2 separate regions of the Mus musculus genome follow, and region 2 is linked to region 1. Evidence: chromatin loops called from intact Hi-C (ENCODE). Cell type or tissue: heart. All regions are shown on one strand. Each heading gives the region's core, and the rest is flanking DNA. Links, peaks and the distances in the headings are about the cores only. Region 1 holds the start of Rassf8 (Ras association (RalGDS/AF-6) domain family (N-terminal) member 8). Region 2 holds the start of Bhlhe41 (basic helix-loop-helix family, member e41).

Evidence for each region. Peaks named below come from ENCODE experiments on the same cell type or tissue, not always from the same donor. Only the 100,000 strongest peaks of a DNase experiment are listed, where the experiment ranks them.
Region 2: it touches region 1 in a loop (3.0-fold over the local background); 2 of 42 quality-filtered maps call a loop at or near these places.

Annotation. Positions count from the first base shown.
Region 1 is chr6:145,741,852-145,757,168 of GRCm38, forward strand. Rassf8 (Ras association (RalGDS/AF-6) domain family (N-terminal) member 8) reads left to right here and starts at 4,936. Exons shown (of 5, transcript NM_027760.3): 1 at 4,936-5,115. It overlaps Gm15704 (a long non-coding RNA gene), which reads right to left and starts at 6,523. Exons shown (of 4, transcript XR_869590.3): 1 at 5,177-6,523; 2 at 3,969-4,183; 3 at 3,598-3,786. In heart, for the core only: CTCF peaks have their summits at 4,915, 6,596 (motif pointing right) and 8,814; DNase peaks (open chromatin) are centred at 4,450 and 4,870; H3K4me3 peaks cover 3,594 bases; H3K27ac peaks cover 3,724 bases.
Region 2 is chr6:145,856,947-145,872,263 of GRCm38, forward strand. It overlaps Bhlhe41 (basic helix-loop-helix family, member e41), which reads right to left and starts at 8,474. Exons shown (of 5, transcript NM_024469.2): 1 at 8,260-8,474; 2 at 8,051-8,114; 3 at 7,630-7,737; 4 at 7,185-7,296; 5 at 1,297-6,792. The coding sequence starts at 8,321. The coding sequence ends at 5,906. RefSeq lists an enhancer at 1-100. In heart, for the core only: CTCF peaks have their summits at 3,671 and 7,115; DNase peaks (open chromatin) are centred at 6,785, 8,675, 9,455, 9,795 and 4 weaker places; H3K4me3 peaks cover 5,507 bases; H3K27ac peaks cover 5,511 bases; H3K27me3 peaks cover 365 bases.

The DNA of each region.
Region 1 (15,317 bases), core at 3,488-11,487:
TCGAAGTCCACCAATGTTGGTGCTGGGAACAGAATTTGGGCTCACTGCAAGAGTAATATACTCTCTTAACTGCTGAGCTCCCAATCTTCAGTTCCCAAGTCTCTTTTTAAAGTGTGTTTCCTTAGATGGCATATGAGTTCGTGAAAGCTTGCCATTATATAGTGTTCATTTTGTAATCTCGGTACCATGACTTATTTAATTGCTAATTGAAAGAATGTATATCTCACATGTTAGGGGAAGAGCAAAGAAAGGAGCAGAGGGAAGAGATGTTACTAGTTACTTGGTTTAAATCACCATTTACTCATTTGTTACTGGTTGAGCTCCCAGTCTGAGTGAAGCATGGGATGATGGAAGAACACACCAGGATCCTGGCTTTAAGATGGAGCTAGGCTCAGGATGGCAGGGGACCCTGGGGTTCCTTAGGCAAACGATTGAGGGATATGAATGAACCATGATCTGAGGTTGGAAAGTTGGAAGTTTACTCTGCCTTGGAGTAAAAGTTGAGGGAAAGGAGGAAAGAAACCTGTAAGTTACACTCAGTTAGGTAACTGACTCCTGACAGTGCTACATACAATTTCATAAGTTACATTCAAATACATAACTGATTCCTGACAGTGCTACATACACGTTTCACTTCTCAAATGCTACCTAGAGTCCCTCACAAAGGGATTTCCTAGGGCTTTGCCTGTAGTGGATTCTGACCCACTGATACCCCTGTTTGGGTGTATGAATACGACTGCCAGTTTAGAATGGGTTCACAACTGTGTCACCTCGATGACTGTCTTGGTTAACTGCCAATTTGACATAGCTTAGTGTTATCTGGGGGGGGGGGGGGGACGACTAGATTGAGGAATTGCCTAGATCAGATTGGACTGTGTGCATATCTGTGATGACATTGTGCTGATTGTTAATTGATATAGGAAGGCTCAGTCTACTGTGGGTGGCACCACTCTCTTGGCAGGTGGTCCTGTACTGTATCAGAAAGCCTGTAAATGAGCCAGCAAGCAGCATTCCTCTATGGTGCCTGCGTTCAATTTCACACTAAAGTTCCTCCCTTGACTTCCCTCAGTGATAGACTGTGACTTGGAAGTGTAAGTCAAATAAGCCCATTTCTCCCCTATGTTCCTTTTGGTCAGAGTAGTTTATCATATCAACAGAGAAGTAATGTGTGGACAAGTGACTTCCTAGAACCCTGTCTTACAGGTTGGTGTTTTCTGGTGGGCTAATTTGGGAAATGCTGTTTAGGCTTGTACCATGTAAACTTGGCAAAATGACTCCACTAGCCACAGTTCCCAGGGCTTTCTCAAGAGAGATGAACATTCTCTAAGAACTGGGTATAAGTCTCCTGCTCCAGCCTTTAGAAGGAAGATAGGAACCATACCCTGTTAAGATTTCTAAGCTTCAGGACCGTAAGATTATACATTCTTCTTGTTTTAAGCCATCAAGTTTGTGACTGTTTCCTATAGTAGCAATAGGAAACTGTCCACAGAGATGGAGGCAGGGCCATTGTTTCAGACTACCAGCCAACAAAAGCTGGAGAGACTGGAGAACTCACTCAGGTAAAGCCAGAACCCTGACTTTGACACAGGAAAGAACTTCAGGACAAGCTAATATAAAGCAGAAATGGAATTTTTTTATTAAAACATATTTTGACATAGATTTTAGACAGGAAGGGGGTGGTCAACAGAGGGGCATCCAGGAAAACAGTGAGGCACACTTGGGACAGCATGGGTGTGGACAGATCAAAGGAGATTTGTAATTCATTGTCTGTACAATAGGATATTGTACAAATCTCTGAAGTTTTCATTGGCAAAGGGCTGCTAAGAAATTTAAAGGAGATGGCAATGAGGTTCCTAAGGTGACCCTGACAGGCTTACATTTAGCCACACACTGGATGTCAGGAATGTAGAAAGTTGAGCTATCTTATGATTGCTGTGAATAAAAGTTGGTAGTTTTGCTCATGAGAGTCCCCAAAAAAGTCTGGGAGAAAAGTGAGGGCCTGTCCAAGGTCATACGGATCCATGCCTGAAGCCTGATTTATTGGCATTTTAACATTTTTACTTGAAAGTGTTGTTGTGTAAGATAAATATGGACCCTGTGTCAACAACATTCACAATATTAATTGTGTCAGAATTATTGATTTTCAGCTATTGTGAAGCTTTACAGACTGCAAACTCTGGGGCTCCTTTGTTAGCCGTGTCCCTTATCCTTCCTTCCTGCCTTCCTTCAGAATGACTGAGTACTTGAAAATGGATCTCCATGGGTAGCCCTCTCTTCTTCCCACTGTTCTTCTCCCTGTTGGCTGCTATTCCCTATCCGCAGTTGCCTATTTTCTGAAGTCTTCCTCTCAAGTTGTTTTCTACAATCAGACTATGTCACAGAGTTTCAAGTGTTCTCTCCGTCTGGCTGGGTGCCTTTCCAGGAATAGAATCAGAAACGGGAAGTATGGGAGGTCTATCAATCCTCCCAAAGGCATTTGGTGGCATCTCAGGAAATCCTAACAGGTACACAATCCTGGCTAAGAAAGCTTAAAGCAGTCTGTATTATACACAGGAGAGGAAAACTGGGGCTAAATGGGGCTGAGGCAGGGAATGGTTCTCTCTGTTTATCTGGAACTGGGAAAAAAATCTGACTTTGTAAGCTATCCCTAAGGCTGTGTTCTAGTGTGGGGATAAGATGCCTCACTGGGTACCTGGATCTTAGGAAAGACTTCTCTACATGGCTACTCATAATACACTAAATTCTATTTACTTCTGGTCACAGGAGCACGGTCGCAGTTAAGTTAACTTGTTAACTTGTTTATAGTTAAAAAAAATAAAAAGAATAGGTCAAGACTGGCAAATTCTGCAAAAGGCACAAACTGGGCATTAAGATTTTCCACTGGCTTTGGCAATCAGGCAGGCGGCTGATCCTGTTCAGTGGTTGAGTAGAGGACTGACAGGGGGAGGAGATGTTAGAGCTAGTCTACCTCAAGGCCAGAAAACCCCTTTGAGAAGATCCTATTAGGGTTACAGGAGGACTCCCCTGAAATCCTATTTCCTTGGATTGTGCCTTTGACTCCCAGAGAAAGCCTTTCACCAAATTCTTCAAATGTTGCTTCCTTGCATTTAAGTCTTAGCTAGCATTCTCTTTTTTGTTTCTACTTACTGGTGAAGGAGCTAGTGAGCTGGGGAGAAACTACAGGTTAAAACCGGAGGAAACAAATGTCTAAACAAGAAAGTCTCTCGAACAGAAGTGAGAAACTGGAAGTCCTTTTTCATATCCTTATTTTGATGATAAGAAGCAAGTGCCTAGGCAATAAAGGGAACATTTTACAACTGGAATGCATTCTAGCCTCTCTCCCACTGTATGCCACACCATCTCTTTCCAAATTAATAACTACTACTGAGCTTCGGGCATGTGTGAGCATTTCTAGCCCAAAGACTGAATTTTGTCCACTTCAGGCACTGCATGACAGAAAAATAGTGAAACAACATATGAATTTGCACTTCCAGGTCAATGTTCCGATGTCCTTTGCTGATTAAAAGCTATTTTTAAAGGTGTGTGGGTGCATTTTTTGAATCTGAGCCCAGTTCTTTCTAAACTTTTGTTACTCACCTCTGATTCATTTGCCTTTTTTCCCCTCGTTGTCTGTTGCCTCTATCATGGCCTGCTGCTCAGGGAGGTGGGGGTGCTGTTGCTGAATCACAGCTACTCAGGAAAAGCAATCCAAACTATGCCTTGGAGAATGCTCGACTTAGACTTCTTTCTCTTTTTTGACAGTCCCATTCTGTAGCCCAGGATGCCCTGGAACCAAAGAATGTAGCCCAGGCTGTTCTTGAATTTCTGGCAAAATTCCTGCCTCTCTCTCTCTCTCTCTCTCTCTCTCTCTCTCTCTCTCTCTCTCTGTGTGTGTGTGTGTGTGTAATAATATATGATTCACTCTTTGAGGTCTGATACTGCTTGTTGCTAGGGTAACATATACTGACCTCGAACTTGTGACAATCCTCTTTCCAGTGATCCCAACTCTTTTAAAACCTTTGTTACATTCGATTCATTCACTTCATTTTTTTTTTTTTTTAATCTCTCCTCACTTGCAACGGTCATCACTGGTTGCTGCGGTGGACATCAATTCACAGTTATTCTACAGGAAAAGCCATTCAAACCAGTCCTTGGAAAGGCTGGGCCGTTTCTCCCTTCTTTCCTGTCAGCAGACGCAGAGCGGTCAGCTGCAAGGTCTCACTGGCCTGGCGACCCCAAGCCTGCGAGCGACTGGAGGAAATGTTTAACCTCAGCCAGGCTCCGGCCCACCGGCCTCAGCGCCTCCCACAAAGCCGCACCGCGCTGTCCCGAACCTTGTCTGCAGGCGGGGCCGCCGCTGTAACCCGAGCTGGTGAGGGGTATAACACTGCTCCTCTCTCCAGCGCCGCGACCAGAAAAGGGGCGGAGCCTCTGGCTCTTGGCCCTCCTCCCTGGCCCTCGGCCCGCCCCCCTCTCAGCCCTGCATCCAGCTCTCTCCAGCTCTGCACCCTGCTCTCCCTTGCCCACCTGCAATCACGGCCCTCGGCCCCGCCTCCTCGGCCCTCCGCCCCTCCCTCCCTGGCCCTTGGCTCCGCCTCCTAGGCCTCCGCTCCGCCCTCCCGGGCCGTTCGCCCTGCCTCTTTGGCCCTCCGCCCCTCCCTCCCTGGCCCTTGGCCCCGCCTCCTCGGCCTCCGCCCCACCCGCCCAGGCCCTCCGCCCCGCCTCCTCGGCCCCCCACCACACTTCCCAGACCTCGTCCTCCCTGCCCCGGCGCGGCCTCCCCGGCTGGCTCGCTCTCGCGGCGGCCCTCATCCCGCCCCTGTGCGGGGCTCCGCGGCCCTATCGGTCCCGCCCTCCTTCCTCCGCCCTTCCTCCTCTGCGCCGCTGCGCACCGCCCTCCCTGCCGGGCCAGGCCGGCGTGCGCCCTCCCCGCGCGTCTCTCTGCCGGCTCAGCCCTCCGCGCGCCGCCCTGCGGCCCGGCCTCCTCAGCCCCGGCCCGCCGCTCGCCCTCCGCCGCCGCCGGCCGCGGCCGTCTCAGCCGCCGCCTCAGCCTGGGCGGGCCGGGCCTCCGCCGAGGGCCGTGCACCGGGACTACGAGGACGGGCTGCGAGCGCAGTAAGTACAACTTTCCCGGCCCGCGCCCCCCGCGGCGCCGCTGTCACCCTCGCGCCCTCACCTCGCCTCCCGAAAGTTGGCCCTGCCCGGGGTCGCCTCCTTCCCGGTGTCCTTGGCGAGCGACTTTAGAGGCCACTTTTGTGGGCGAGGGGAATGCGCGGTCGGCCCTCTCCCTCTCCAGATGGAAATCGGATGCTCGCCTGGAGGGAGAGCTTCCCCTCTGGAAAAGGAAAAGTGGCGGTTGGAAGGCTTCTGCATTTTGTCTGAACCGTAGCCGCCCTGCCTCCCCGGTGGCCAGCCCCTCCGGGGAAGCGAGTCGCCCAGAGGCGGCTTGCAAAGTTGGCTGCGTCCTGCACCCTGGAAACTTGCAGAGGGCAATCATAGGAGGCTCAACTTTAAGGGTCGGGGGCTTGGCGTGCGAGGCCGCTGCGGCCCGGTGGTGGGCGGCGGAGACCAGCTAGGGGCTGGGTTGCTCATTTCAGCATCGCCGAGCTGCCCGGGGTTGCGGAACCACTACTTTCCCAGCATCGAACAGCATCAAGGGCTCAAGCCCTTGGATCCTAGGTAGGGTTTAATCGCAGTCAGTTCTGGTCCTAATCTTTGGAGGCACAGAAGGAAATATGCAGGACACGTTTCCTAGCCTACTCCAGCTTGTCAGGTCAGCTCTGCCAACACATCAAAGCCTTGCGTTAAGGAGAAAAAAAAAAAAAATCCCTCCAACCCGCTGACAGCAGGGACGAACACTTAGATACCTAACTGTAGATTGGTGCTCAGCCATTTTTCATGAGACACGTTTTGTCCCAGGGAAGTATATTAAATATGTGGTGATCTCTGCGTTTCTGCCCAGTTTTGGGATGTGTATGTGTGTGTGTGTGTGTGTGTGTATGTGTATGTGTGTGGGGGTGTAGGTAGTTTTTCTTTCTTCTTTAAAAGTCTTTAATCTGTGGTTGCCAGGGGTTGTGATCGTACCTTGGAGGCACAGAAAACCGGCACCTTTCCTGTTTTGTTTTTTAAACCCAAAAACCTGTTCTTTGCTGGAGGCAATCGGGAATGTCAGCCCACTGCAGGGTGGGGGTGGGGGTGGGGTGCTGATAAACCCAGGAATCAGGGCTCCGGACAACTGCGCTAGCAGTTTGGGAAGTGGTTTGTGCTTTATCCTCTAGTGGTCATGTTAATGGTTCTTGTGATCGTATATATTTCCATGGGGAGCTACCCCTAAACCTCAAAAGTACACACGGCCAATACTCCATTTAAGAAGACTGGACACGCTTTGATGATTCTTCTACTGGAGGATCAGATTCAACACAGTGTAATTTGCAGTGTAGGTAATTAAATCTTTTCTAAAAATCCTCCCAATCAGTCACCCCTCCCTTGAAGAGTCTCAAGATGGTACTTTCCGTACCGGGCTCAATTGGCCATAATGGACTGAGATCTTTGCCATCAAGCCCTGTTTCTGGGCTACAGGAGCTTTGGGGGACAGCAGAGAGCCCCTAGAGGGAGCCAAGTCACGGGGCTGACTGTGCAGATAGGAAAGGTTTTCAGTTAGTGTCAGTGTCCTGGAGAGACTCAGTTCCGAAGGTGCCCATGCCATTCCTGGGGTCACACTACCTGAATTCTGCATTTTTTTTTTTTTTAGAGCTGTTTGGAAATTGTAGATTTAGCATCATACAGGGTTGTTGTGTTGCTTTTCTTTGCATTTTTGTCTTTAGAGTTTTAAAGCTTATGACTTTTAAAATCCTAATCCTCCGTGCTCACTTTTATAGCCTTTGTATTTGGTGGCATATGTTAGTGCTTGACCTGAGTGCCTTGCTTTCTGAGAAATGGTTAATTTCTTAAGAAAAGGTTTCCTGTTTCTTATTGGACTTTCTGTTGTTTCATAGAATTTGGGAGTAAAACTATTGTTTACTGCAGGGTATCATTGCTCTTTTTGTTGGAGTTAATTTTGGCAGTCCGGCTTTGTCCATTTATAAAATGTTGAAGTCCCAGAAAAATTTGCAAGTGTTCAAAACTTGGCCAAGTTCATTCTAGGTGGAGGTGGAATAGGGTTGAGGTGTGGATAGGAAACATTAGAAATTATAAATACAGGATTTGAATTAAAGAGCAATGTATCAACTACTGGCTCTTCTTGGCTGTTACTTTGTTTCAGTCCTAAATATCCTAATGTAGAAGTAGTTCCTAGTGTTCTATAGACTTGGGAGGGATGCCTCCTAGCAGCTAGCCAGACTTGTCAGCATCCAGGGAGCCAAGAATGGTCCCCGTTTCTCTAGCTTTGTGATCTAAATTCACTGCCTTTAAGATGGGGATACTACTGTTATCAGGAAAGCTATGATGGACAGGCACCTCAGGCGTGCCTGGCACATCTTCGTCTACAATGGCAGCATCTCCCATTTCTCCGGAACTTTGTCTGTGCCATCCAGACTTGCAAACTCTTCCTTGCCTTTTCCGAACGCATCTATCCAAACAAAGTGTCTTGCTTACTCTGCACTCTCTTCTGTCCATCAGCTCTCAGAAACAGTTGACCACAAAGTACTGGCTATCTTTCCAGCAAAGTAGCTCTCAAACCTGTTTGATTTTCAGGCTCTGCCATGTTGTCCTTTAGTTCAAGCCACTCTGACCTCTCTTAAGTTTGCCGGTCTCCTTTGCCCCTTCCTGCTTGTTTTCTTGACAATAGCCTGAAAAAGAAAGCCATTTCTTCTTCAGGCCTTCAAGATTCCCAAGAATCCTTGGAGTATGGTATAGAATCCTCAGCAGGCCTTCTTGTGCTGTTTCTTGAGGCCCCAGCCCCTCACCCACATCTCCCAGAATACAGGTCAGTTCCCCAGCAGCCTGGCCTCAGGGCCATTTTCCCAGCTCCTGAGTAATTCCTCATCTTTTGAGGACTAGCTCCAGTATGCTTCCTTATGGAAGTCTTCTCTGTCCACTGTTTTCACATCCGTTAGACCCATCTTACTTCTTCCACAATGACAGTCATTCTTAATCTGTCAAAATTTATAATTATACTGTATTTTATTGTTTTCTCCATCCCTTGTGGGCAGTAGTGCCTGCTTTACTCTCCAGGTCCTAGTGTACGTAGCTGTGCTCAGTAGAGAAAGTGGTGTAGTATCCACTTTTCATGTATACCCTCGTTTGAAACTGCATAGAGCAGTCTGTCTTCAAACTCACAGAGATCTGCCTGCTTCTGCCTACTGAGTGCTGGGATTAAAGCACTCAGGCACCGATCGGCACACCCAGGACATTTATGCTCTGTGATATTTGTGTTTTGTGTCAGAAAAGCCAAACTAGCCCTTCTGTGTTCTAATTTTGTGGATGATCTGGAACAGCCTTTAAGTATCAGGTAAAAACAATGCATTTTTGGTCTGTGGAAAACGCATGCTAATGAGACACTTTTAACTAGTGTTGCTCTTGTGATACTCTATGGTACACATTCTGCTTTCCTAACTACATACAGCATTAAACCAACTGTGTCTTATTAGAACAGGATTACAGAATGGAAATATGAATTCTGCTGTGCCTGATGTTTTGCAGTGTCACGTGGTTGTGGGCCAGACAGATGGTGTGACTGCTCAGTGCCAGATGCCCAAGGAGGTTGGGGAAGCTGCCACAGGCCAAGGAGGGAAGGGTCTAAGGATGCCCAGTGGTGTCCCGCCGAGTGTGATTTTCATCACCAAGTGCCATCTGAGCCAACTCTAGAGAGGAGCAACAGGAGCCACCTAGAGGTGGGGAAGTTCTTTTTCCTTTCTCACTAAAGTCTTTTTTAGCAGAAGTAGGCATGACCTTCCATAGCCAAGCAAGTGTAAAGCAGTGTTGGCTGTTTCTGTAGTGTGGTTGCCCCACATAAAATCCTGACTCAGTGTCTCATGGCTCAGCGATGCCTCTGCTGCTCAAGCTGCAGGTGCTCTCTGTTCTTACAATCTTCAGCATTGTCTCCTGACTTTTTCTTAAGTCAGTGTGTTTCCTTCAGTATCTCCTCCCCCTTGGAGCACATGTGACCCAGCTTCTTTTTTGTTGGTCAGGGAATGCACCAAGGACTTTGGATCTACTGCTGTCTTCCGAAGGGAGTCCTCTGCACACGGCCTCTAGGTCCCCCTCTGTGCTGGGATGGTGAACGAGATTACAGATCCTCTGAGCTCCTGCGGCATGCCCAGCCCCACGCTGGCCCAAGAGGAGGGCATGGTTGACCAGGACATGGTCAGGAAAAGGCTGCTTAGGTCTTCATGCCTTCATTTTATTCAGAGAATCTGGTCCCCTTCTTCGCTCTTCTTCCCACTGAAGATAGAACTGTACCTTCTATAAGGCCTCAGACTTTCCTGAGTGAAAGAATAGGAATGGTTTTAGGAAGGCATCTGGCATGTGACTTGCTTTGTGCAGGATCTCTGGGCCCCAGGACATTTGTATCACCACTGTAGACATTATTGTGGTTGGGTACCCTTGTAATTTTTTGGTCTCTTAGGTGTATATGCCCACTGGCTACCTAGAACTTGGACAGTTGCCTGGAGTGTCTTGGCACCAGTACCATTTATTACCTTTTATTTCCAGCCCAAATGTCAGATGCAGGTTGGTTTTAATTGTTTGTATGTTTTATACATTCAGGTTTTTATCATCAAGTTCAACATAATTAATTTTAGAGCTGTCCGGATTTTATGCATTGTAGCTTACTTTCAGTAAGCATTCAGTTTTTACATATGTATGTATATATATATATATGTATATATATATATATATATATACATACATACATATACATATATGTACATATACACACACATATATATATACACACATGTAGGTTATAACAAGAGGGAAGTTAAAATCACTTTCTTCCATATTTTATTCATGTAGACATATGCATTGTCTTTCTTGATGATTATCACTGGCTTCTGAGTGCTATATCAAATTTATCATTAAGTGTAGTAATTTTATTATTGGAAAATCAGTTAAAGTGAAATGATCTTTTCAAATATAAATATATATTCTATACTCTTACTGGGTAGACATTAGTCAGCAAAGTAAAGTAAGAATTTATTTATTTATTTATTTATTTTGTTTTTTTTCTGAGACAGTGTTTCTCTGTATAGCCCTTGGCTGGCCTGAAACTCACTTTGTAGACCAGGCTGGCTCCGAACTCAGAAATCCGCCTGCCTCTGCTTCCCGAGTGCTGGGATTAAAGGCGTGCACCACCATGCTCGGCTAAGAATTTATTTTTATTTATATAAGAATATAAATAATATTCTTACTATAGTTGAATAGATTTATAATATATGCAGCTCTGTTGTAGAAATACCATTGTGGAATAGGTTAGGCATAGTGTCAGACTCTGAGTTAAAACTCAGCCATTTAGGCAAGAGATTGTATTACTGGATGTATTAGGGTCTGTTTTGTATTTTAGCTTCCTTATTTTGATGTGTGTGGTGACTTTTCTTACATGTATTTACTTATTTTAAATATTACTATTGACTGCTTTGTGTAAATGTGTGAATCGCACATGTGGAGATGAGAGGACATTTGTGCGAGTCCTCGTTCTCCTCCTCAGTAGGTCCACAGACTTGGTAGTGAGCTGGGCTGGCTGAGCTGTCTTGCCAGCCTTATACTTTACTCAGATAAAACTGCAGTGAAGTAAGCTGTGCGTGCGTGACTACAGTTTTACAGGCTTTGGTTCAGGTATGTGAAGTCCTTGTCACCGCCAGCACACAGCCTATCCATCGTCCTCCTCCCCACGTGTCTCTCTGATAGTGCATCCTCTTCCCAGCCTCCCCTCCTTCAAACTCCCCTCTGCTCTCTGTCCGGTAGAAGCCTGCCTTTTCTAGGATGTGAACTGAGTGGGATCCTTGCTGTGCTGTCTTACTCATGTTGGTATTTATTTTTCTCACTCGTGTTGGTATTTGAAGCAGTGGGGCCGGGGGCGGGGGTAGCAAGGTAGTAGAGTGCTTCTGGCCTTTATATACAAGAGCCTGACTTAGTCTCCAGCATTGTAGAAGCAGGATGATTAGAAATTCAAGGTCATCTTCCCTTGCTTTTGAGTTCCAAGGCAGCCTGGGACACCAAGGGCAGTTCTTAAAAACAAACAAAAAAACATTCCATATGCATGCCTGCTGTTCAAATGTATCTCAACTTGCTAATCTGCTGATAGACTTCTGGGCTATTGCCTTTGCTTGTGAGCTTAGCTTTTAAAGAAAATGCCAAAATGTTTTCTGAGCACACTCTACCATTTTACATTTGTTTTGCTTCTTTGCAGTGTTTGCCTGGCCTTAAACTGGCCTTCTTGCCTCCCTCCACCTCCAGAGTTGGGGGAAGGGGCTGGGGGAGGGTGTTTGTAAGCAAGTGTGCACCACCATTGCACCTTCTCTGCTGTATGTAACACACTCCTGCCTTGCTGCTGCACTTGGTATAATCAGTCTCTTTTTAGAAAGCGTTTGGGTGTCCATTGGTGCATTTCATTGACACATGTCTAATGATTGATGTTGAACATCTCTAAATTCACTTTTATTTGATTTTATTTGTATCGATGTTTTGCTGGCTCGTGTGTCTGTGCAGCATACACATGCCTGGTGTCCTCTGAGGCCAGAAGAGGGTGTTGGGTCCTCTGAGACTGGAGTTACAGATGGTTTCGAGACACCATACGGGTGCTGGGAATTGAACCCTGCTCTTTTGTGAGAGTAGAAAGTATTCTTAACTGCTGAGCCATCTCTCTAGCCCTGTTCATATTCTTTCTGGGTTTTAAGATCGAATTTTGAGAGGTTTTGTGTATTGGGGTGCAGTCACTCATCAAATAGATTTTCTGCCAAAGTGTCTCAGTCCAAGGCCTGCCGTTGACTGTGTGGGGACTTTCTACGAGTTTTACATTTCCATGAAATCTAACCTATGAGGTTTTTTTCTTTTTTTTTCCTTATATTGGTGGTACTTCTATAATGTGGTACTCAAGACTTACTTGTTAACCTAAACTCATAACTGTATGTCCCTATGTTTTCTTCTAAAAGTGTTATAGCACCAGGTTTTAGATTTACACCCATGATCTGTCTTGAGTTAATTTTTATACAACTGTGCATTATGAGTCCAGGCTTATTTTCTACATATAGAAATTCAGTTGTTCTCACATTGTTTATTAGAGTGCTTTTGTCTGATAAATTCTCCCTTGCCCCATCTCTGAAGTCAGTTGTCTGTTAGTCAGTGGCTATTCTTAGCTGAATGGAAGCTGAATCCCGTTCTTGATTATATGTTTGGGGCATGTTTAATAACACTTTTGGTCTCTTTACTGTGACCATATGGAAACCTTTCCTTCTCAAAGCTTCTTTTATGTTGTATTTGATTTGACTTAGGATGCGGTTCAGCAGTGAGATGCTGTTGTTACAATGATGCAGTCACAGCAGGTCACAGATCTGTTATTGCTTGTCAGTCAGAGTCTGCAACCTCTGTCTTCCATCCTAAATCCATGCCTTTCTTTTCTTTTTTCTTTTTTTCTAGCTTTATCTTTCCTTTCCTCTGTTGTATTTTACTGAGCTCAAGGCAGATGCTAGAGAAAGTGTGCACTTCAGTTGGAATCCCAGGGCAGGGTAAGGAGATGGCTCGGCTGTTAAGAGGCTCCACGCCAAGACCTGTGAAGGCGTTGTCAGCCCAAATGGGGCCAACTTTTGGCAACATTCACAGTCTGACCTGTCTTTGTCTTAAAATAGCTCTTAGCTGGCACTGTGCTGCCCACCTGTAGTCCAGAGGCAGGTGGATCTCTGTGAGTTTGAGGCCAGCCCATCTACCTGGCACGTTTCAGACCAGCCAGGACTACACTTGATTGAGTCCTGTTCTTAACAAACAAGCTTCAACACATTCTTCCTAGTTGCCGTCCTCCCCGCATTTGTTCGCTTATCTAAACAAACCACACACCTTCCATGTTGGAGATATAGCAGAGAAAATGCAGAGAGTACCTGTTGCTGTGGACTAGTGGGGGAGGTGGGTGGTCAAGGAGGGAGTCTTTCTACATGTTTCTGAGTGTTTTAGCCTCTTCTCTTTGTAGGCAGTAGGTTGCCCGTGGGCTCTCTGAGCTCCTCTCAAGATGCCTCGTCATGAGCCTTTCTCTTTGCGTTTGCATTCCTGAGAAGTACAGAACTTACCCAGTTCTGAAGTTTAACCCAAGAGGGACAACCTCTGCTCTACATTGCTTTTGCTCTGACATTGAAACATGGCTGTCCTTCCTCATCTGCTCCTCCAGAGCTCCAGATCCCGCCTGCCCAGCCACATGGCCGGCCTTCAGGATGCACGTGGCCACTTCTTCCTTAGTTCCTACCCGGGCCCATGGCATACTGGGCCTCATGTTCCTGCTTCCTTGTCTCTGCCACCCCGCTCTGACTACCTTATGCACAGCATAAGGGTCCTTCTCCTTTCCCCACAGCCCAAATTTGTCGTCTCTCACACAGACCGTGACCATTCACCTGATGTCACCCTGCACGCATTGCTGACTGGAGAAAGCCCTGCTCCGTGGGTGCCTGCAGGGTTAACTCAAACTCTGGGATGTACACAGGACTTATTCTTTATAAGCCAGCGTATTTAATGTTACCTCTCCGCCAGTAACACTGGTGTACTTTGTAGAGAGCACAGCTTCATATGACTGGTGCCAGGTGAAGTGCAGCACTGTCCCCTTGCTTGTCACACAGCTGAGGACAGGCAGTGCACTGAGCCTGACAGATAAAGAAAGCAAAGCGGGCAGCTCCTCACCAGCTGGCCCCGGTGGTCAAAACGGTCAGGGATCATTTCTATAGGTTGTCACCTAGGACCTACCTGTCTCTGGTCTTGCTCTTACTGTAGGCTCTGGTGTCCTGCCCTAGCATGGGCAGGTGACTCTCCTGCCTCCCTGCTTCATCTTCCTTCCACATCTCACCCATCCTGTGTACCTAACAGCTGGAGCAGGACCAAATGAAGGTGTCTTGCAGTGATGCCTAATAAGGCACCCTGTTTGTTCGTGCGAATAAAAGGTTCTGCCCAGTAGCCTTAAAACCGCCCGGCTGTGCTTGTCCCTTGTAGGGGTGCTCACTTCCCTGGGAGCTAGTCTTTCTATAGGCATGCCTGCTTCTATTCCTTTGTGTGGTAATTTTGGAGCACTCTGCTTCAAACAGGTGAGCTTCTGAGGGGCTCTTGTTGGCTCATTTGTTCCTCAGTTCAAAGTGACTAAGCAGGCTGTGAGCTCACTCGCAGTCAGTCCCCCGTTGCAGTTCAAGGAGTGGAAGTAGGCTCTTTGAAGCTCCATAGCCAGTAATGCCCTTGCTGTGGGAGTTCTGTGTGGCGTCTTTTTCAAAAGTGGAGCAGCTTTGTCTGCATGAAAGTCTCCCGAGACCAGAGGCTTCTTCATAATGTTTTTGTGGCCTTGCGGGACCCCTAAGTGGTCCCTGGTGTCCAGGCTCACTCCTGGCCGTGCTTCAAGGCTTTGGTGCATTCGTCTGTGGCCCGCCTTTCTGTTCCTGGCAGTCTCCTGGCCCCTGAGCTCACCTGGGCCATGCTTTGTTCAGCGTGCTCGTCGTCCCACACATTCCGATGAGAGTTCCTGAGTCTCTCCCTCTGTGCCCTGGCTCACCATTGCTGTTTGGCCTTCATCCCTGACTCTGGGAGGGTCAGACCCTTCTAGGTGAGGGGTAGTGGCTTAGGGGATGAAGAAAATAAAAGGAACTTTCACTGCTCAGCTGCTTTTATTAGTCCTTTTGTTTCTGCAATCATGTCTGTGTTAGCACTTGAGCGGCACTGAGGTTTTCGTGTTCAGAGATGATGGATTAACAGTATTTGTAAAACACTTCAGAACGATGTTTTAAATGCAGCAGACATAGACTAGTGAGTGTGAAAAGCACCCACACAGGGGAGTTTTCCCTCTTCTCAGAGTAGCATCTGTTCTGTCTGCAGCTGAGATGGGAGAGCTCAGGAGTGAGGCTTCCTGGTCTGGTTCACGCTGTCTTCCCTGCAAGTAGATCATGGGACTTCTAGAAAGCAGCGTCCCGCCATGTTGGATGTCTATTGGGTATGCATGTAGGGCAACTGTTTCTCCTTGGGTTTTTGATGTAGTTGTCTGTTGAAGGAGCTCACTGTCTTGTCTCAAGCAGAACATGCAGCCAGTGCCAGGTGGAGAATTAGGCAGCGCAACCCCAGGCTTCAGCTTCTAAGGGGTCCCATTGTTCTGACCATTTGGTTTTTCTCATAAAAATCTCACCTGCACTCCTTAGTGCCAGATCGCT
Region 2 (15,317 bases), core at 2,685-10,684, 110 kb after region 1:
CGCGCATACACACACACACACACACACACACACACACACAGCGAGAAAACAAAAAGTCAAGTCTTTCTTATCTTTCCCACGGGCTCAAATCCTTTCCCCAGTTCTAAATTGTTTAGTTCCGGATCCCTTTAGTCAGAAAGCTCTTTAGCAGAGTGAGGGCCGCAGGGGCAGAGGGGGACAAACAGGAGCCAGATCATGTGTAAATTCGAAAACCCTCAGGCGCACATTTCTGGGTGCCTCCAAAGTGAGGGGGCAAGAGAATGGAGGACTGTTAAGGACTTCAGAACTGATTTCTTAAGAGTTCCATCTCATGGGTTGGTTTTTTTTTTTTTTTTTTTTTTTTTTTTGAAAAAGTAGTCCTTAGAATGCCTGTCTTCTCTTCTGTCACTGAGTGAGAACTGGTCACCTTCACAGAAGAGACAGAAGTCACCATGGGGTATGCTTGTTTGTGCTGTGTCTGCTTGGAACACATGCCCACAGGAGGCAGGGCAGACCGGACGGTGAGGTGCAGTCTCCCTTCTCTACCACAATATCATTACACAACAATACAACTGCATCTCCCATTGCAGTGGGAAGGGTCAGGACCGCTCCAGTCTAGGGTCCATTCCCACAGGAGATGGCAAGGCTAAGAGCCAGCAGGGCAGTCAAAGGTCTCAAGAGACAAGAGAAATTAGGAAATCCTCGCTCTGACCTCAAGTTTAATATTACTCATGAAACTGAAAGCGTAGCTTGAGACAGGCTGGTCCAGAAGTCTTTTCATGAACTCTTATCCACTCTGCAAAACCCCAGCTACTCCTCGAAGCCTGCCCCACTCACACAGAGGTCAGCAAACGCTGCTGACCAGAGAGTCTGAGCATCTCACAGGCCACTGCAGTCACCTCTTATGTCACGTCACTGTGTCATTTTAGTATCATTCTATAACCCCTATGACACTGAGGTCCCAAGGTTTAATATTTCATAATCCCGCACTTTCCACAGCCTCTTCTGTAAAAGCAAAATATATGCATGGTCACCTTCACATACTGGCTTGAACCTATAGGCTCAAAAGGAAAAAGATTATGTGCAGTGGATCTGAAGCTCCTTCATAGAGCCTCTGCCATGGGTGTGTCTGAATACACGAGTGCAACCCACCCAGACAGCTTCCAGAATGTTCTTGCTGGACCTGTACCCATCAGGTAGGTGTTACAACCCAGAAAAAGGGTCCAGGATCACCCATGAATGGAAATGCTCCACCAGTCTTTAACACTAACACCCTGGTCTCACTGACCTGAAAGAAAGAAGCAACCAGCCAATGTCTTAGTTCAAGAGAATGTTATTCTTACTGCTATCCTCCGAAACCATTAGCACCCGGCTTTTATTTTTACATAATAATGGAAAGCACTTGTAGATATCAAATAATCTGATGGGGAACTCTGCTGAGAATCTAGAAGTTTTAGAAAATAGAGATAGCTTGTGGAAGAAACCATCCCTGAGAATGTAAGCATACATGATTTGCTTACAGCAGGGCCTTTGGGGCCTCTGTCTGAACCTATTTTCTCCCATTTTAGACACGTGTGAAAATGGGTGTGGTTCTGTCCGTGCCCACAGTAAACAGGCACCAAACCAGGTATGTGTTGGAGGCCTCTCTCTGACCACTGAGAAGTGACAGTTAGCAGACTGGCTAGGGAAAGGCTGAAACCCTGAAAAAACAGATGTAGCCAGGTGTGGTGGCGCCTCTCATCTCAACACTCAGGAGAGAGAGAGGCATGTGGTCGATAGAGGAGTTCCAGGCCAGCCAGCGCTTCATTGTGAAACCGACTCAGTATAAATCATCTGACACAACTGCTCCGGATGGGCCGGCCCAAGTGCAAACACTGCACACACAAAAACACATCGTGTTACATTGATGCTCCCATCCCTAGATCGTTAGAAACATTGCATATGCATAGGGTAGCTCCTAGAACATCCCACAGGATAGATACAATAAACTTTAGTGTGCGTTCCACTATTTTTTTCCAAAGAAAAGAAAAGAAAAATAATACATTAACTTAGAAGCGTCTGCTGTTTACGGGAGTGTCTCAAGACTCAGAGTTTTAAAATACCAACTCTTTTTAAAGTACAGTTTTGTATTTGTTTAGAGTTTGTTCCAATCGTACCAGAAATATGATTTTAAGGCAGACACGGAACTCTGAGACTAGCACATTTGCAGTGCAATCCCCCGTCCCTAGAAAATGAGATTTTTCTCTCAATTCTCCACCAAATTCACTCATGAAAAGCTGGCACTTGAGGTAGGAGTGAGCATATTATAAATCTATTTAGAACTTGCTTAAATTAACAAGAGAATAGTTGGTAGAGGGACTTAATATATTGGAATAAAGGGTCAACAGATGAAGAAAAGAGTTTTTAGTAAGAGATGTGCTTGCTGAGACAAAAAAAAAATGCCTCTTTCACATGAGGAGGCTTATATCTTCACATAAGGAGTCTTAAATCACTCTGCTCATCCTGAAATAAAAAGCCTTTAAGGTCTGCTTGTCCAGCCCTGTCTTCCCAAGGTCTCAAGCAGTCACCTCCTATGGAGAGGACAAACACTTGACTGACCAGTGACAGAAAAGGACCAGGCTAAGGTCACCAGGCTATGGTCACCAGGCTAAGGTCACTCACCACAGGCTAGGAATCGCAAATCTCTTGGTCTCTTAAGCCAGTAACAGCGTGAAGTCAAAGGACTTCCACAACCATGGGACTAGAATGCCAGGTAGAGTTTCACAGCTGTGGTTTCCAACACCTTGAAAATGTAAATTTTAGCTGGTTAGTAAGAACATTTATAAATTCAACACAAAGTTCCCTAAGTCTATCGATGCAAAATTAATGAATACTAACTGCATTATTGAATAAAGATTCGTAGTTGTTAAGTTGGAAGATCACATGATGTACTAAGTTCAGCTGATGTTTCAAATCTTCTACCTCCTTAGTGGGTTCTGACTCAGCTGTTAATTCATTAAAATCAACCACTGACTCAAATAATAGCTTCCAGAGGCTGAGGGCCCAGGCCAGTGGTAGCACTCTGGCCCAGATTGTCCAAAGTCCTGAGTACCATCCCTAGAAACACACGAGATCACATGAGATGTAATACGGAAACTACTATTTTTATTTTCTGCCCTAACTTCGTAATTTTATCATGTTACTATTTATAACTTCAGACTGAATAAGCAACCTATAAACCTGGCCAAAGTAAAAAAGAAAGCTTCTATTACATGTTACAAAACCATGCAAATGTCAACTGTTGCATCTTCTTTTCAGTCGTGACAATAATGGCAACAAGATGTAGCTCACAATACTTAAAATGCTGTTTTTTTATGTAATTTTAAATTTAGGGCAAGCCATCTTTCTCGTGACTGACATTATCAAGGCTCTACAGAGCCTCTAGCTGACAGCATTAGCTGAATTTTGTTTCCTTTGCCCCCGTGGTTGGTTTGTTCAGTTTCAGGAGCTTTAGCCCATCAAAACCAGCATCCTTGGCCCAGAAAGCTGAAGTCCTCAAGTAGAGGGAGATGCTGGGCCTAGTCATGCTCTGGCCAGTGCCTCTGTGACCTTGCCTGACTTTCTTCCCTTACAGAGTTCAGGGGACTGACCTAGCAGATGTATGAGCTGTGGCTTCCGGTTTACCATGCCTTGTCACAGTCAGCTTGTCACAGTCAGCAGAGGGAGTGCTTCCCTTACAGTTTCTTAGAAACTGTCACTCATACACCTTAAGTCAGGGGTTCAACACCACTACCCAAAGAAAGTGGACAGCCCTTTGTCTCCAAGCACAGGTATGATCTTAAGCTTGAGAAAAGCCTAAAATTGTTTCCTGAACTCCAAGGCAAACTCCCAATACCAGGGCTACTTTGTAAAAGTTAAGAAGGCAAAATATTTGCATGAATGAAACATCTCTCCCCCTAGTGTGTTTCAGACCTGGGCAGAAGAGAAACAGCAGACCACACAAGAGAGGGTATCTGGGGTCACAGACCCAAACCAGGTAAATCATAAAAAAACATTAGCAAACTGGGTCTACAATGAACGACCTTCCAGCGAGTGCTAGACTATTCCTTCTGTGGTTTTCATTAAGATAGACTGGGAGAAGTGGGGACCCAAGGCCCAAACCAGGAGTCTCCCTGGAGAAACCAGTGATTAAATATATTAAAACCAAAACCAAACGGAAAGCGTCCAAGTACGCAGATGAGCTCAGGTCCTTGTACACAGCAGTCTCTGAAAACTCATTGGGTACCCAGTATCGTTTAATTATTAGACCATCGCATATCATATATAAACATTTTATTCCTTAGTAAGAACTTTTAAATCACAAAATAGTGTGGCAATATTTAGGTAATATGGAGTGCTGAAAATACTAGAATATAAAGATAGTTTCTAGCTTATCTTTACATACTAAACTTGTCTAAACCAGCTGGTTTTTCTTGCAGATAATATTTTTATTTGTTTAATAATTTAAGACAGCGTAAGCTTGCACCAAGCAGTAAAAGCATGTAACCAAAGTGCAAACATTTCACCAAGTCCGCCCCAAAAGATATTTTAACTAAAAATATCATTAGCAGGTATCTTCTCCCTACAAAAATAGCATGTCAGACATCATTAATTGGGAGTATCAACAGCTATGTACATACAGCCGCCTTGGTAGGCTAAGAAGTTTTAACGTTGTTTAAACACAGCGTTTGAGGCAAACAGTAGCAACAGCAGCAGCAAACGACCCGAACACTCACAGCCCCAGGTAACTTTCTTCACTATTGTGTCTCACCCCTTATGTAACATTCAAGTGAGATTTCTCAGTGCTACCTTGGCAACAAACTAAAAATATCTAGACAAGGTCTTGGTTTATGCCTGATTTTGAAAAACTTTCTTCTGGTATCTGGTTTTGGTCTCCCGAAAAATACATACAGCCTTGAGAGGCCTGGCAAGGCCTTCTCTATGTTCACAGCACTTCCCATCACAAGGGACTGCAAGCCCCTCTCTCCACTTCTGTCATCTAAGAATTCAACAATCAATCTGTTTGGACTTTTCTTTTCCCAGCCCAGAGCACTTTAACATCCATGTCCTTCTCCAAAAAAAAAAAAAAAAAAAAAAAAAAAAAAAAAAAAAAAGTAATGTTACAAAAATTTGGGACCATGATGGATAAAATAATGAGGGATCAGAAACACAAATATATAACCTATGACATATATGTGTGAGCTGAGACATGAAACAAAGGGTTTGAGGTCAATTTGTCAATAAAGTGCGAGCAAAGGCGCCAAGGCTCCAACCTCCCTCTTCCAGCTCCCACCACAGTGCCTCAAGATGGCCCAACTCTCAATTTCTCCCAACAGGTGCAAGGTATAGACACACTCCAGCCACCTCATAACCGGGCAACAAGCATTCTCACTTCTTTGAAAATAGGTACCTTCCAAAAAAGATGAACAATACAAAATACTGCCATGTAAAAGTAACTCTCAGAGACTCTCAGGTAATGGACCACCTCCTAAGGGGACAGTTGGGAGACACATCTACTGTTCCAGGCTTGGGTCGAGCCCTGGTACCAGGCACTCTTAAGTCATTCCACATGGCTCTCCCACCCAACAGACTCCTGAACCAGAGTCTGTATTTGGAAAGAGTGAACGAGAACTAAAGGTAAGGAGAGTAATAGAAGATAACCATTTATCAGGGAGGCTCCTTGACAGCAGGGACGGGGGAGGGGGTGTGAAAGGGTACTGGGTGGGGTGGCAAAAGGGTGAGACGGACAAAACAGGAACTCCAAACATACACAAAACACCTGTTTTTGTCCTAAGCCTGTCGAGCATCGCTTACTCTTCCTCCCTGGCACGCTTTAGAGGACGTTTGAACTTGGAAACCCGGCGACTCCTCGGGAGCCCCCTGCCCTGTTCTGGAAGGAATGCTGGGTTCAGGGGGCGTCCTTGGCCGGCTGCGTGGCATCTTCCTGAGAGCTCTCCGGGTTCACAGCGCGCGGCAGGTGGGTGCGGCTATGCGCGTGCTGGGGGCGCAGCGGCCCCGGGGGCGCCACCTCGTGCGCCAGGAACGGGGCACCGGCGGTCGCGCCGGCCTTCTCCGGGGGTGGCGACAGCACGGACGACAAGCAAGGGAAAGCGGCGGCAGCAGCAGCGGCGGCCGCTGCTGGGATGCCGGGATACAGCAGCGGGAAGGGCGCGGCCGCCGCGGGGTACAGATACTTGTCCAGGCCGCTCTTGTCTAGCCAGGGCTGTACGTAGGCGGCGGCGGACGGCGACAGCAGATAGAAGGGCAGGCAGAAGGGCGCGGCAGCGGGCTGCGCGAAGGGCGCGCCCCCGCCAAGCGCCACGAGCGAGCCGAGCAGCGCGGGCTCCGGGCCCAGGAGCGCGCCGCGCGCCTCCAGCTTCGGCCTCTTGGGCGCAGGCGACGAGTCCCCGGGTGGCTCCTGCTTGACGGCCGCGCGGCCCTGCTCCGCCTCGCCTCCGTAGCCGCTGTCGGTGTCCGTGTCGTGTTCCGGCTCCGTGCCGGGCTGAGTCCGCTGGATGACCGGCACGCAGCGGGCGACGCGCTCGGGACCCGAGGCGGCCGCAGCCCCCGCGCTGCAGGGCGCGCGCCCAGAGCCCCTGCCGGAGGGCACCTGTGGCGTCAGGAGCTGGGTGGCCACGGCATGCAGGTGGCTGACGAGCTGTGCGCAGCGCGGCTCCCTGGGTGTCCAGCTCTCAAAGCGCGCGAGGTATTGCAAGACTTCTTTGGCGCAGGTTTGAAACCCCGAGTGGAACGCATCCAAGTCGGCCTGGACCGGCGATTTCAGAGAGCGCTCCCCTAGGGTGCACGGGGGAGGGAGGCGAGAAGAAAAACCGCGGCGTTAAGACATCTGCTCATCACGTGGGCCCTGCGCTGCCTACAGTGAGCTCGGCTTTTCCTGGGCATTCCAGCGATATAATCCGCAGACTGCCGAGAGAGGAGGGGGTGGCGCGGTGAGGCGCTCTCTTCCTGGCTGAAAAACCCAACTGAAGAGGTGCAGCCGCCACTTTAAATAAAAACGGGGCTCCTCCAGCTCTGCGGGAAGCCTTTGGGATGCTCTGGGTACTTGCCACCAAAGGGAAAGAGGCGACGTTCACCAGGAGAGGACGCAGCGGGGGAGTCCTAGCGTTGCGCCCCCAGCGTTACCCCCTTTTGTATCAGGGCAGGCTGGCTTCCTCAGACCCACTTACCATTCTGTAAAGCAATTATCTTCTGATGCTGCTGCTCAGTTAAGGCTGTTAGCGCTTTCAAGTGCTTTAAAGTTAATTCCAAGACTACTGCTTTCTCCAAATGCCCCAGTGTCTGCAGTGGTGCGACAAAGGGGGACAGGGGTTACTTTAAAACACGCATTTTTATTTCCACGCAGCCCAGCAACTTAAGACAGGCACACACACACACACACACACACACACACACCACTGGGAAGGAAGCGCTGCTCAGCTCCCCACAGTCAGGTCGTCAATGATCTCTGCCATTAGCCCGGAGCCCCTGTTCTGAGTCTCTGGGAAACTCTTAGTTACAGCACAAGTTAGAAGGCAGGCCTCTTAATATTTACATTTATTATCCTATCTCTGGGAATTTTATCAGGTAAATACACCCCGGAGTCCATCAGGAGAATGAAAATGTGCATCTTACTGTCAATTTCAGATGTTCGGGCAGTAAATCTTTCAGCTGAGCAATGCATTCATTAATTCGGTCTCGTCTCTTCTTTTCTATTAATCTGTGCGGTAACTTGTAGGTATCCTTCATACACGAGCCAGAGAAAAGATACAGCAGTGAGCTAAACATTCATTCACTTACTGGATAGAACCCTCCCACCCCAACCCCCAAACACACTATGTAATGAACTAATGCCCAGAACTCTCTCCTCTAGACTTCTAAAATGCAATTTAAATTCAGGTGCGGTGTTGAATATCCCCCGGAGTATCCAGCAAGCCACTTAAAATTCACAGTTAGGAAAGCTCAGGGCTGGAATATATTTGCGGGCAGAGTTTCCTTGCGAAATCAATGGCCCTAATTAACTATCCAGGCAGGTTATGGGAAACTTAAGACTTACCTTGGTATCGTCTCGCTTCAAGCTCCTTTTGGGTTTACACATATACAAAGAGGAATAGTCCAGTCTGCAAAAACAGAAATCAGCATCAGGCCCCCATTCCGGGAGGGGCTCTGCCCTCACCCGCTCCATATCACTTTGTGCAGGGGATTAAAAAAAAAAAAGCCAAACCGACGCCTAGACAGATATTCGCAACGGTGCGTACACCTTACCCTATAAAATCCCTATGTTCCAGTAACTGTCTCTCTTGCAAATGAGGGATTCCTTCGTCCATGTTCAATGGCTGTCCGTTTCGATTTGGAGGTTTCTGTCCTGTAATCTGTGGGACGGTCGCCTGGAGAGATTTTGGGGGGATGTGTGCGTCTCCAGGCTGTCTCGCTCTCCCTCTTCAGTGCAGTATTGAAAGTGTGAAGCAGTTGGCCGCCCCTCCGCCCCGTGCTCGCTCGCTCGCCCTCTCGCACACCCGCGCGCGCACACCCGCGCGCACACACGCACTGCGCTGGTAGTTTGCTCTCACTCCGGGCAGTGTTTGGCCACAGGGCACGCGCGTCGCCGGCCAGACCAGCACCCAGCTCACGTGCGGAACGTACCATCCGCGGTCCAGCCCGGAGGGGGGCGGGGAGGAGGGGCCGGGAGGGGGCGGGGACACCTGATTGGGGCCACCTGGAAGGAGCGGCCACCCGGCGAGCCGTTCGTCTTCCCCGAGGCGCTGCAGGGCGCGGGGGCGGGGCGGGACGAGGGGCTCCCCCGGCTCGTCCAGCATCTCGGTGCAGAACCGAGGACGTGGCCTTTGGCTTTCCCACCAATTGCTGTTGGTTTGGGCCAGAGAAAGAACGCGAATTCGTGGTGGCTAAACTTGAGCGGGGAAGGAAAATTCGGAGATTTTGCTCATTGTTTACTGGCCAGGGGTGAAAGAAGGGTCGGGTAGAAAGACACCCTTTAGGTCAGGCTGGAGACCTACCCTGAAAAGGGGGTGACTTGCAATTTGCTTCCCGGATTTAAGATCAGTGAAAATGTAGACACTGATTCAGAATGTCGCATACCAAGTGGTTCTGGCAACAGTGTCCCCGGGCCACCTAAACTTCCCGCAGCAGCCGGAATTGCGGTGACACTAATCACACAGAGGCAGATGACGTTTGGGGCCTCGGGTGCTCCCGGGGGAGAGCAGGGAGGGGGAAGGGTGGCACAGGGCAGGAGGCACGCAAGGACTGTTGCGGGAAAGCCACGCAGTCCGGGTCCTGCCCGCCCCAGCCTGCGAGACACTGTGCTGCCTCCCGTCTCCCTCGTGCGATAAGCCACGCCGAGAGTGTGGCGAGCCCACGTTTACTACTGGCACCTCCGCGGCCTCCCTCCTTAATCCTGTCTCCAGCGGGTACCAGCACAGGGCCGGCAACGTGATGCGACCTGCGGCGGCTGCCACATCAGCGCGCAGGGATGCCGTGCGCGCGCCCCGTGTCCTCGGGAGCTCGGTCCACACAGCTGGGGACAGCCGTCCCCAGGTGCTCAGTGTCCCCACAACTCAAGCTAAATAAGAATCTGAATTCCATCCCCGTGGGCAGGGAGACCCCAGGTTGCTCCTACACTAATTTCTCAGAATTGACAATCACGTTCACTCTCGGACATTCGCTATCGCCAGCGGCACGAGAACCGAGAAGGAACCTGGGCCCCAAATGCACGCGCACTGGAGCGCAGCAGGGCCAGGGCAGCGGCGCTTGGGTTCCGGGGACGGATCTGGGTCGCGGGCCAGGGCGGCTGGAGCGGGTCACGTGCCGGGAGCCTCCTCCCCGCCTAGCCGCGCGGCGCTGGAGCCCAAGTCCTGGGCGGAGCTGCCGGGATGAGTTCCTTTCCAGCACCCTCCCTGGTTCCTCGAGTAGGACGACAGGGCTTGTTTTGCAGCAGGCGATTAATTAATGATAACAGTGAAAGTGATTTTTTTTAAATGCAGATTTGGATTTTTATTCTAAGCCCTTACTCCCTCTCTTGTCTCTAAGTGGTTATCTTTCTGATTCTGAGGCAAGTTAGAGCTCTCAACAGTTTATTAGTACAGTAAAGCATCCTGGCTTCCTCCAGTTCTTAACTGGCCAGGTTAGGTAGCAGCAGGCTAAGGTGAATAAAATAAAAAATAGCAGCAATAACAGCCCTCTGTCTACTGGATTTCTGAAAGTTCGTGGTCTCCAAACATACTTTAGGGTCAATCCCCCTTTTAAAATTATGGGATAGGAATATATAAGCCTGGGTCACTGCATCTTGGCCTTGTCAGTATACAGAGGGTCTCGGGCCAACATCTGGTCAGAGGAACTCCTGGGCTAACTGGGGCCAGCTTTTAACTGAAGCCAAATGGGGATGGTGGGGAGTTGAGGGGGAACCATGAGGCTCAAGGGGAGGGCCAGAGGTGAACTTATAAACTCAGCACTCTGAAAAGGCTCTGGATGTAGCCCTTCAGCCTTCCCTCATAACATTTTCTCCTCCCTGGCACCCCTGCCCCCTCACCCCCCTCCACCTGTCTTACCGAAACTATTAATTCTATAGTCAGCATTTCTGTAATCTCTTATACTTCTGATTCCAGCTCAAGGTGTAAATTGCTCTTTTGCCCATTTTATCTTTATTTTTATATACACTGCGGGTGGGTTTTTTAAATTATTATTTTAAAGATGGGGGTCTCACTGTGTAGCCTTGGCAGGGCCTGCGACTCCCTGTGTAGACAAAGCTGGCCTTGAACTCAAGATACTGGCCTGCCTCAGCTTCCAGAGTGCTGTAATTAAATGTGTATGTTATCATACTTGGCTATTGCTCACATAGCGGCTTTAATGGCCAGCTACTGCCACCACAAGCCTTGTTTCTTTCTCCTGCCTTCCTTTCTCTTGGGCTCACCTTTGGGTTTTTCTTTACCTCTTCCCCCGCACACACACCCCCGTTTCTTCCTGCTAAATGCTGCGCCTAATCATTCTTCCGATGACACTTCCTGCCTATCCTCTGCCTTAAACTTGAGTCTCTTGCCATTTCTGCACCATACTCTTGCCTGTGGGGACTAGTTATCCTTTGATGCCACCAAATGCCCCTTGTCAGCATTAAAGTTGTAGCAATAGCTAACAGCCACACAGTTAGGATTAGAGTACCAGGTTCCATCCTGAGGGCTTCTCAAGTATGACTTCACTAATGCTTCCAATGACCTTATAGTGTTCTAATGCTATTATTGGTGCCTCTGCAAATGAAGAGGATGTGTCCTCGGAGGAGATATGGAATGTGTCAGAGGTCCCACGATCAGCCAGACAGTGTGCTCTGGAGTCTGTGCGCTCTGCTCATTCATGTGAAGTCTAAGTGCACACGAGCCGAGTCACAGACGTTTCTCCGTTTACCAGTCTGAGAGTGTGTGTAGGGGTACACAAGAGATGGGGGAAGAAGAGAGAGAAAGTGGGACCTTAGGGTTGGAGAGATGGTTCAGTGGTTTAACAGCACTGACAAACTTCTCAGAGGACTGGGGTTTGATTCCTAGCACCCTGATATAAAACCTTATAACCACTTCTAACTTCCATTTCCAGGGGAGTCCAACACTCTCTTCTGGCCTCCTCGGGCACCAGGCATGCATACACATAGTGCATAGACACACAGGCAGGCAAAACATTTACACACACAAAACAAATGCAAATAGGTTTTAATTTAATTACATATATATATTTAAGCATGGGAGCTGATGGCAGACACAGGAAAGCATGACAAAAGAGAGTGGTTTTTGGACAAGCCAGTGAGATGTACGGTAGGCAGTTAGCCCTGAGTTGATCTGAGGCTCAGTTACCTACCCATTTAGCTTTTGTGACGCCATATAGGCGCGCCAGTGCTAGTTCAACAGTGCAAAGGTAAGGGTGATCACCTTCATTATCTACCGAGCAAACCAAGCCAAGGCTGACATGAAACAGGTTAGACATGGGAGAGGGTCACCTGTGGGGAATCTAGAACTGGCAAAGGTACACCTGTCAGACGAGGAACAGAACCCAGACTGCCTTCTTTGGATGTCTCGACATTGAGTCTTACCTAATACCCCCTGAAGCCAATAACACACAAAGTGAGCTCAAAGCCCCCTCTTGTTTATAACTCAATCATTGGTGAGTGCCTGCTTTCAATTAAAGGTGGCCAGCCTCAGTCGTTCAGAGACAGTTTCATCAGTAGGTGATGGCTGGAGTCATTGTTATCTTTGCTGCCTCCTTGGCTGCCTCTGTATCTTCCTCCTCCCCTCCCCATGTGTACATGGTACCTGTGGTATGTCTCTGTTTGTCTCTCTCTGCTGTGTGTGCCCTACCCAGGTGCAGGGTCCACATTAAGACTCCCTCCATTGCGCCCTACTTTTTCATTGATGGCTCTCATTGAATCTGGAGCTCACCGTTTTGAGCAAGACAGGATGGTCGCTGAGCTCTGTACTCCTCCCTCTGGAGTTACAGGTTTGTGTGCACATGCCTCCTGGGCAATTGGGATCTGAATTCAGGTCCTTGTGCCCAGGCGTGTTTTAACCACTGAGCCATCTCCTCGGCCCTGTGCCTTTTAATTTTTAAGTCACTCCCTGTAGGGCGTGAGGTAGAACAAAGCACTTAGCCACATGTCCTCACTATTTTAAGCCCTAAACTACAAGCACCCACTGTGTGGCTTTAGAAGATTTTATGCCTTGTTTTCCACAGAAATCCTCCCCAGAGGACTGTGCTTCCGTTGGGATCAGAAGGTTCCTGCCTTGTCTGACTGTTCTTCAGGACAGGTGATTGTGGCTATTTCTGGATCCCAGATATGATTCAAATCAAGGGAGCCTTTCTGATGGCCTGAAGGACTGTGCTCTGCCCAGGGTGTGTGCCCTGACCTGAGGGACTGATATCTGCCCAGGGTGTGTGCCTCGACCTGAGAGGCTAAGAAAGAAACCCACTAGGTGGGCCGATGCTTTTCCTTTGAGATGCTGGGGAGGGAAGTGAGGGCCTGACAGGCAGGCATCCACCCTCTGCCCGCCATGTTCCAGCCCTGGATGCACCTCTCACTCACCTGTTTTGGTGACTTACCAAGTGTAGTTTATCCCTATTCTACAGGACTCCATGCTAGAAGCGAGTAGCTTATGAAGCAGAATCTACAAAACAGTTAAGAATGCTTTGCATTGGTGTTCTCATCAAAGCCTTGGCAATGTGGGCATGTGCGGGCATGTGTGCCCGTGTGCGCCCGTGTGTGTGTGTGTGTGTGTGTGTGTGTGTGTGTGTGTGTGTGCATACACACACGCGTGCCTCTGTATAGGAGTTCCTTTTTCCCTGGTAGGGAAGGGTTAATCTCACAAGTCCTCTGAAGAAAGAAAGATACCTCCAAGAAGACTCTGAGAACAGAGGGAAAGTGTCACCTCACCTCTCAGAGTCTAAATATGACTTTAAAATACCGATGATGTTATCTGCTGGGGGGGACGACTAGATTTTAGGTTCTAGGACAGAAGGCTGGTTTTCCCAGTTGCATATTCAGTGCATTAGCCCAACAGTGCTCACCCGCCCCCTTTTAATTTGTAAGGGGACCCAAGTCTCTCCATAGACTGCCAATGAATGTGTCTTTGTGGCTGTAAGGTGATTTAACAAATCACCTTTTATATTTAGGTAACTCTTTACAGGGAGTTGATACATTCACTGGTTTGTGCACCACCGGGGAGATAATTGTAAAGCAGTGACTGTAATACAATGTGGTAATGTTATACTCTCTATATGATATTACATATATCATAGCTATACAGATAGAATAGTGAATAGCACATTGTATATGGTATTACATTTATCATAACTACATCTATAGATTTGTCTCCAGACATATTTCTGGAGCCCTGGGTGGCCTCAGATTCCTGCAAGGCTCCTGCTTCAACCTCCACAGCACCAGGATTACAGATGTGCTGCATCACTTCTGTCTGGGAGGAGGACGGTGCGAGCATAAGAGGTGAACAGTTCTTCGGCTGTGACCATTTCTGTTCATATAATTTCCCCAGGTACTCAGGCTATCCCAATTTTTGTACTTTCTTAAAATTCTGGGCTTCTTTCCTTGTAGAAGTTGAGTAATAGAGAGGTAAGGTAGACCTAAGGCAATGGGGCAGGGAGGCCTCTAGCACTTTGGTTCCTAGTCTGCAGGCCTCTCTTCATGTTTGTGCCTTTCAAACTGGTTGAGACTGACCCGTAGTGAGACCTAAAAATAGAGAGAGGCAGGCCAACCGCCTGCAGGGCGCCACACAGAGTGACTACAACCCTTTCTCTGGGTTCAGCAGGCCTGCTTGGACAGTAGAACACTGAAGGTGTTTCCTTCATTGCTGCTTTGCTGCAGGAGTTCTCGGGGGAAACATCTTAGAGCAGAGGTTCTTAGCCTGTGGGTTGTGACCCCCTTGTGGGCCAAATGCCCCTCTCCCTGGGGTTGCACACCAGCTATGCTACATATCAGATATTCACATCAGATATAGTCCATGGTAGCAACAAAAGCACGGTTGTGATGCAGCAAGGAAACGGATTTTATGGCTGAGGGTCAGCATGAAGAATTGTATGAAAGGGCTGCAGCATTAGGATGCATGAGAACCAGCATCTAAGAGAGAAGCCTGTTAGTTCCATGAAGCCTCCTCAGAACGCTCTGAGCAGCCACACTCTCCCCCACTCTGCGCTTTCTCAAGTCTCTGAGTTAGTCGCCAGGCAGAAGCAGGCAGCGTAGAGGTGTCTGTCTCAGAGCACGTGACTACAGAAGCAGTAGAGGAACTCCAGAGAGAATCAACCTCTATTACATTTAGAACAAGTGCTTTACATTTGACTCAACAGCCGATGTTTAGATTCAGTGTCTCACGCTGTAGTACAGCTTGGCCTGGAGTTCGGTGCTGTAGCCCAGACGGGTGGCAATCCTCCTGCCTCAGGGCCTCTAAGTACTGGGATTACAAGGGTGAGCCACCAGGTCTGGCCTCAACAGTTAATGTAGGCTACCAAAAATTATTTAGTTCTGATACTAATATAATGTCTGCTCATTTATAAGCAAATGGATACAAAGATTTGTATGTGTTTGCTGTATGTGTTACATTTGTTAAGAACGGAATTTGAACTAGAATATCATTGCCTGCCTTTTTAAAAGAAATGACGTCTACATTGGTCACACAGAAGTCGGGAAGTAGTCCAGATACAACTCGCAGCAGCTGTTGTGGCCTCTGCATCACAGGCGCCCGCATCATGGCCACACCCTCTTTCAAGATCATATGATACATGGTCAAAGATGGCTGTAGGCTGCAGCAGATATGACAAAGGGGGAT